Linked DNA regions of Homo sapiens: region 2 is linked to region 1. A link is an interaction called in ENCODE POLR2A ChIA-PET data of the cell type or tissue named here. Cell type or tissue: A673. All regions are shown on one strand.

What was found. ChIA-PET counts read pairs that join two places held together with the same protein. Peaks named below come from ENCODE experiments on the same cell type or tissue, not always from the same donor. Only the 100,000 strongest peaks of a DNase experiment are listed, where the experiment ranks them.
Region 2: POLR2A ChIA-PET joins it to region 1 with 5 read pairs; 8 of 35 experiments call an interaction of 5 or more read pairs at or near these places.

The regions. Positions count from the first base shown.
Region 1 is chr4:41,261,836-41,264,335 of GRCh38, reverse strand. UCHL1 (ubiquitin C-terminal hydrolase L1) reads right to left here. Exons shown (of 9, transcript NM_004181.5): 6 at 2,413-2,460; 7 at 1,045-1,111; 8 at 175-233. Among named protein-coding and RNA genes, the nearest start is that of UCHL1, 6.2 kb to the right of the region's middle. In A673, no CTCF peak of the experiment used is centred here; no DNase peak of the experiment used is centred here.
Region 2 is chr4:40,908,520-40,911,019 of GRCh38, reverse strand. The region is part of intron 10 of APBB2 (amyloid beta precursor protein binding family B member 2); the gene reads left to right. Among named protein-coding and RNA genes, the nearest start is that of NSUN7, 160 kb to the right of the region's middle. In A673, a CTCF peak has its summit at 2,163 (motif pointing left); DNase peaks (open chromatin) are centred at 1,499 and 2,149; H3K27ac peaks cover 1,176 bases.

The sequences.
Region 1 (2,500 bases):
CTTGCAATAAAATAAGGTAGATAGAGTTACTAAGAGGATCTTGCAGCCCTAAAGACTGCTATTAACCCAGGCAACTGATGCTGGCTATACTGGAAGAGTGTTAGCACTTTAGAATAGAAAATTTAGCCAAAGAATTGTGAGGCACATTAAGAAGAGATGCATTCCAAAGATGACCTTCAGCAGGGTGTCCTCTGAACTGGCGCCATGGTTCACCGGAAAAGGCATTCGTCCATCTGTAACAAAGAAGCCAGGCATGTCAATTTTCTCTGCATGTTTTCTGGCTACCGTGCTTACCTAGCCTAGATGGAAGTTTTAGATTCTTCCAAAAACCACTGCCAAACCCACAGAAGGAAGCCTGGTTATGAAGCAAGAGGCTGCAAATGAGGTTCAAGTGTCCCTAGGCATCCATCCCAGGCAATTCTAGTCTACAATTGACAAGATCGCACAAGCTCAAGTCAGCTACCCTAATAGAGGGGCCTGTGCCCCAACCCTTGGAAAGGGCCACAGAACAAAAGTCAGATGCAGTCTCTGGGGATAGGGAAGATGGAGGCGAGAGGAGGAGACGCCTGAGATTTTATCTGCCCTCCAATGACTGTAGATTGCCTTCACTATTCCTTTGCCTTTGTAAGCCTGTAGGTCGTATCTTGGCTTGAGACAAGAGTTACAAGTCTTTCTCCATTAATACAAAAGGAATGAATCTTACAAGGTGGGTCGTCTTTCTTGATGCCATAAACTAGTTAATAGAAGTTATTCCAACATGTTCAGATTCTTTTTAGACAAGTAAGGTCATATTCAGGCACTGATCCTTTTTCAGACGTACTCTTTGCCCAGAAAGGATGATACTAGGGGATGCTAGTCAGTTGCCTGAGGAAGTTGCTCTGGGGATGATAAGGGGTTAAGTGCCCTCATGAGAATACTTTGTTATTGTGGCTTTATAAACAATGATATGCCAAGTGCCATAAAGTCACACAATATATCAAGAGAAATTCAGTCTGAAAGAACACATGAAACTACACTGGGTTCCAAAAATGGAGTAAAACATACCAAGTTCATAGAGGTGGCCATCCACGTTGTTAAACAGAATAAAATGGAAATTCACCTTGTCATCTACCTAAAGAAAGTCAAGAAATTTTTGAAAATGAGTGTAAGCTGTATTTTAAAAATTATCTTGCAATTCAAGTGAAATGTGCTTGAACTGACTTGATTTTTAGAAATTATAGCTAATATTTAATGTATGTCTTACATTAAGCCCTATTCTAAGCCCACTAAGGTAAATATACTGTTAACTGTCAGAACAACTCTATGAGGATGCTATTACTACAGGATTTTTACTGAGGAGAAAATTGAGGCTTAGAGAGGCTAACTATCTCAACCAAGGTCAATGCTAGAAAGTGGCAGCCAGTTGTAGTTATAAAGACACTGAGATCTGGCTAGGCACGGTGGCTCACACCTGCAATACTAGCACTTTGGGAGGCTGAGGCAGGCAGATCACTTGAGCTCACAAGAGTTCAAGACCAGCCTGAACAACATGGTGAAACCCCATCTCTACAAAAAATATAAAAATTAGTAGGTGTGGTGGTGTGTACTTGTAATCCCAGCTACTCGGGAGGCTGAGATGAGAGAATTGCTGCAGTGAGCCAAGATCACACCACTGCATTCCAGCCTGGGAAATGGAGGCTGACCTTGTCAACTTTTTTTTTTTTTTAAAAAGGACACTGAGATCTGACTTAAATTTAGCAGCTGACTCAGAGGTTCTCATCAGATTATGGTATATTCAAGCCTTCTAGAACTTGTCCTTCGTTGGGCATTTCATTCTCCCCAACAGCCTGTGAAGATTATTTGAAATGCTCACTTACTAGGAGAGGTGTACACTCTATAAGACTCATTTGTTTCTGTTATTGAGACAGGGTCACCCAGACCGGAGTGCAGCGACATGGTCTCAGCTCACTGCAACCTCTGCCTCTAGGGCTCAAGCAATTCTCCCACCTCAGCCTCCCAAGTGGCTGGGACTACAGACCTCGCTACTCTGTATTTTTTGTAGGGACGGGGTTTCACTATGTTGGCCAAGCTGGTCTCAAACTCCTGGGCTCAAGTGATTCACCCTCCTCGGCCTCCCAAATTGTTGGGATTACAGGCATGAGCCACTATGCCTGACCTATAAGACTCATTTGGATCTAAACAAAATACTGTCAATTTGAATTTACTCAAGACTTCAATGACCAATACAATTTCTGAAGAAAACTTTTTTTATGAACAGGTCTAGTCAAAGCATTATTTGGGTAGAACTTTCTGGTGTCATTTGGCCTTGGGTGGATAACATTTGCTGTGTTCCAGTAAGAGATTCCTGCACAATTTCAGTAGAAACACAGATGGCACCCAGGCAGCCTGGCTCCGATTTGTATTTGCATTTACCCGACATTGGCCTTCCTGTGCCACGGCATCATGGGCTGCCTGTATGGCCTGCGGAAAAAAGAAAATAATTAGCACAAAAATCTCTAGA
Region 2 (2,500 bases), 350 kb after region 1:
GTAGGGAGCTGAGATTCAAACTGCAATCTCTGGCTTCAGAGTCCAGGCTGTGTACAATTTTACTATTATTCCAATAAAAACAACTGCTTCCCATAGGCTGTGCTGGGCTGGTTGCCAGGGTTCACAGCCCCTTGAATCCACAGCAGTGCCTGCAAAGGCAAGATTATCCCTCCGGTGATGCAGATGAGGAAACTAAGGACGATGAATGTGCTGAAGGCACAAATAGGGAGTGGTAGTCCAGGACTGCCAGTCAGGTCTGGCCTAGCCTTGCCATGATATTTCAGTCTGTCTCAAGCTCGAGTGTCTTCATCTGACAAGTATTTCTTGAGCATGTGGCACATCCGGGGCCACTTTTGGGTGGTGGGTATACAGAGGTCCACAGAACAGGCCTGATCTCAAGGATCCCCCTTTAGATTGAGCATTTCTGCTAATAGAACAGCTAATGTAGAGCAGAGAATGGGGAATCAAGACTAGGGCTGGGAGCTGGGCCCAGTGGCTCATGCCTGTAATCCTAGCACTTTGGGAGACTGGAGCAGGTGGATCTGTTGAGCCCAGGAGTTGAAGACCAGCCTGGGTAGCACAGTGAGACCCCGTCTCTACAAAAAAAGAAAAAATTAGCCGGGTATGGTAGTGCGTAGCCTGTAGTCCCAGCTACTCGGGAGGCTGAGGTTGGAGGATCACTTGAGCCCAGAAGATTGAGGCTGCAATGAGCCATGATCTTACCACTGCACTCCAACCTGGGCAACAAAGCAAGACCCCTCTCTAAAAATTAAAAAAAAGACTAGTGCACTTTAGGAGGCCGAGGCGGCGGATCACCTGAAGTCAGGAGTTCGAGGCCAGCCTGGCCAACATGGTAAAACCCTGTCTCTACTAAAATTACAAAAAAAAAAAAAAAAAATTAGCCAGGCATGGTGGTGGGTGCCTGTAATCCCCGCTACTAGGGAGGATGCGGCAGGAGACCATCACTTGAAACTGGGAGACAGAGGTTGCGGTGAACCTCAGATCAAATCTAGCTCTGCTGTTTATTTACATTGTGACATTAGACAATTCAACTAAGTTCCCTGAACCTCAGTTTCTCATTTAGAAAATAAGAAATACAGCACCTACTTTGTAGTGTTGTTGTGAAAACATGTTGTGCTACATGTTGTAAAGCATGCAGCTTGTGGCAAGTGATGTGTAAATGTCAGCGCCCACCTTCATGCTTTCCCTGCCAAGACCAGACTTGTATATAAAACACTCAGCACAGAGTGAGCCCTCGATAAATAGTCACTGCTAGTATCATGATGATTATAAGTGATTATCAGATTACATATGTCTAATGAGATATGCCTGCAAGTTCATCTTTAAGTAAACATACACTTAATTTGTTCCATGACATTCTGGAAACATTGTGCTACGTCTCTCGGTTGAACCCACCTCTGCTCAAATTTTCCATTGATAAAAATAGGACTCATAATGCCAGCCTGGTTCCTGGGCAGGAAATGACTAATGCAATTAACTGTTTCTGTACTAAATCACAACCCGGAGGCGTGTCTCTGGCATGAGTGAAGAATCGTCAAGAATCCTGGCTGTTAGGATGCTGATTGTCAGGTTCCTCTGCCTGCATCGTTGTTTGTCAGCCTGCAGTGGCCTGGGGATTGAAAACTGGAGTGGGTTTCCTGCAGAGAGCAAACCCTTTCATTAGCCAACCTGAACATGCAGTCGACTGACACTTGGCGTTTCTCTCCGTAAATTAATAAGTTGGCATTTCTGGTTGATATTTTTAGATTTGTATGACTTGTTCATAACGTGCTGATGATTGAACCTGCTCAGCAGGTTAATGAGAGTCGCTGTGGGGCAGGCATTGCAAATAATGGTGATTGCATGGTGCACCGGCCTTTCTTTAGTAGCAGAAGCCCTTCTGTGTAAGGGCAAGAGCAGGGCCACTGTGACAGGGGAGGCCCAGAGGCCTCAGCCCCACACTGGGCTCCTCTGCAGGTTGCCCCTGGACCTAAGAGTGCTACACCTCTGGAAAACAGTGTGGAGAGCAGTGCTGTGGCCTGGAGGGAGGAGGACGCAGCTAGCAGGCAGTTAGTCGGTTCCCTGGGCATTTCCTTTGCCTCCATAGGCCTCCTTGCCTCCAGTGATCTGTTAGCAGGTGTTGGGTGATGGTGCCCCCTAGTGGACAGTTTGCACAAGGGCACCCACACTACCTCAGGGCTTTTGGTTCCTGCAGTGGCGGGCTCCCCCATTGTCGGCTCTGAGGTACTTCTGAGAAGCCTCGGGACCAGCCCAAAGCTATAAACGTAGAGCTGGTGGGCTTTGAAGTACTCACTCCCCATTGAGGGATTATTTTCTTCTCCTCAGGGTACTCCTAGGAGGCCTTGAATTCTTCGGGGCCTCTTTAGAGTGGGGCTGGCCTCCCTGGGCTCCGGTGCCAGCCGGGTGTAGCTACTGGGTGCACCCAAGATTGTGAGGAGGGGAGGAGGCGTGTTGTGCACACGTGTATGGGGTGAGAGGC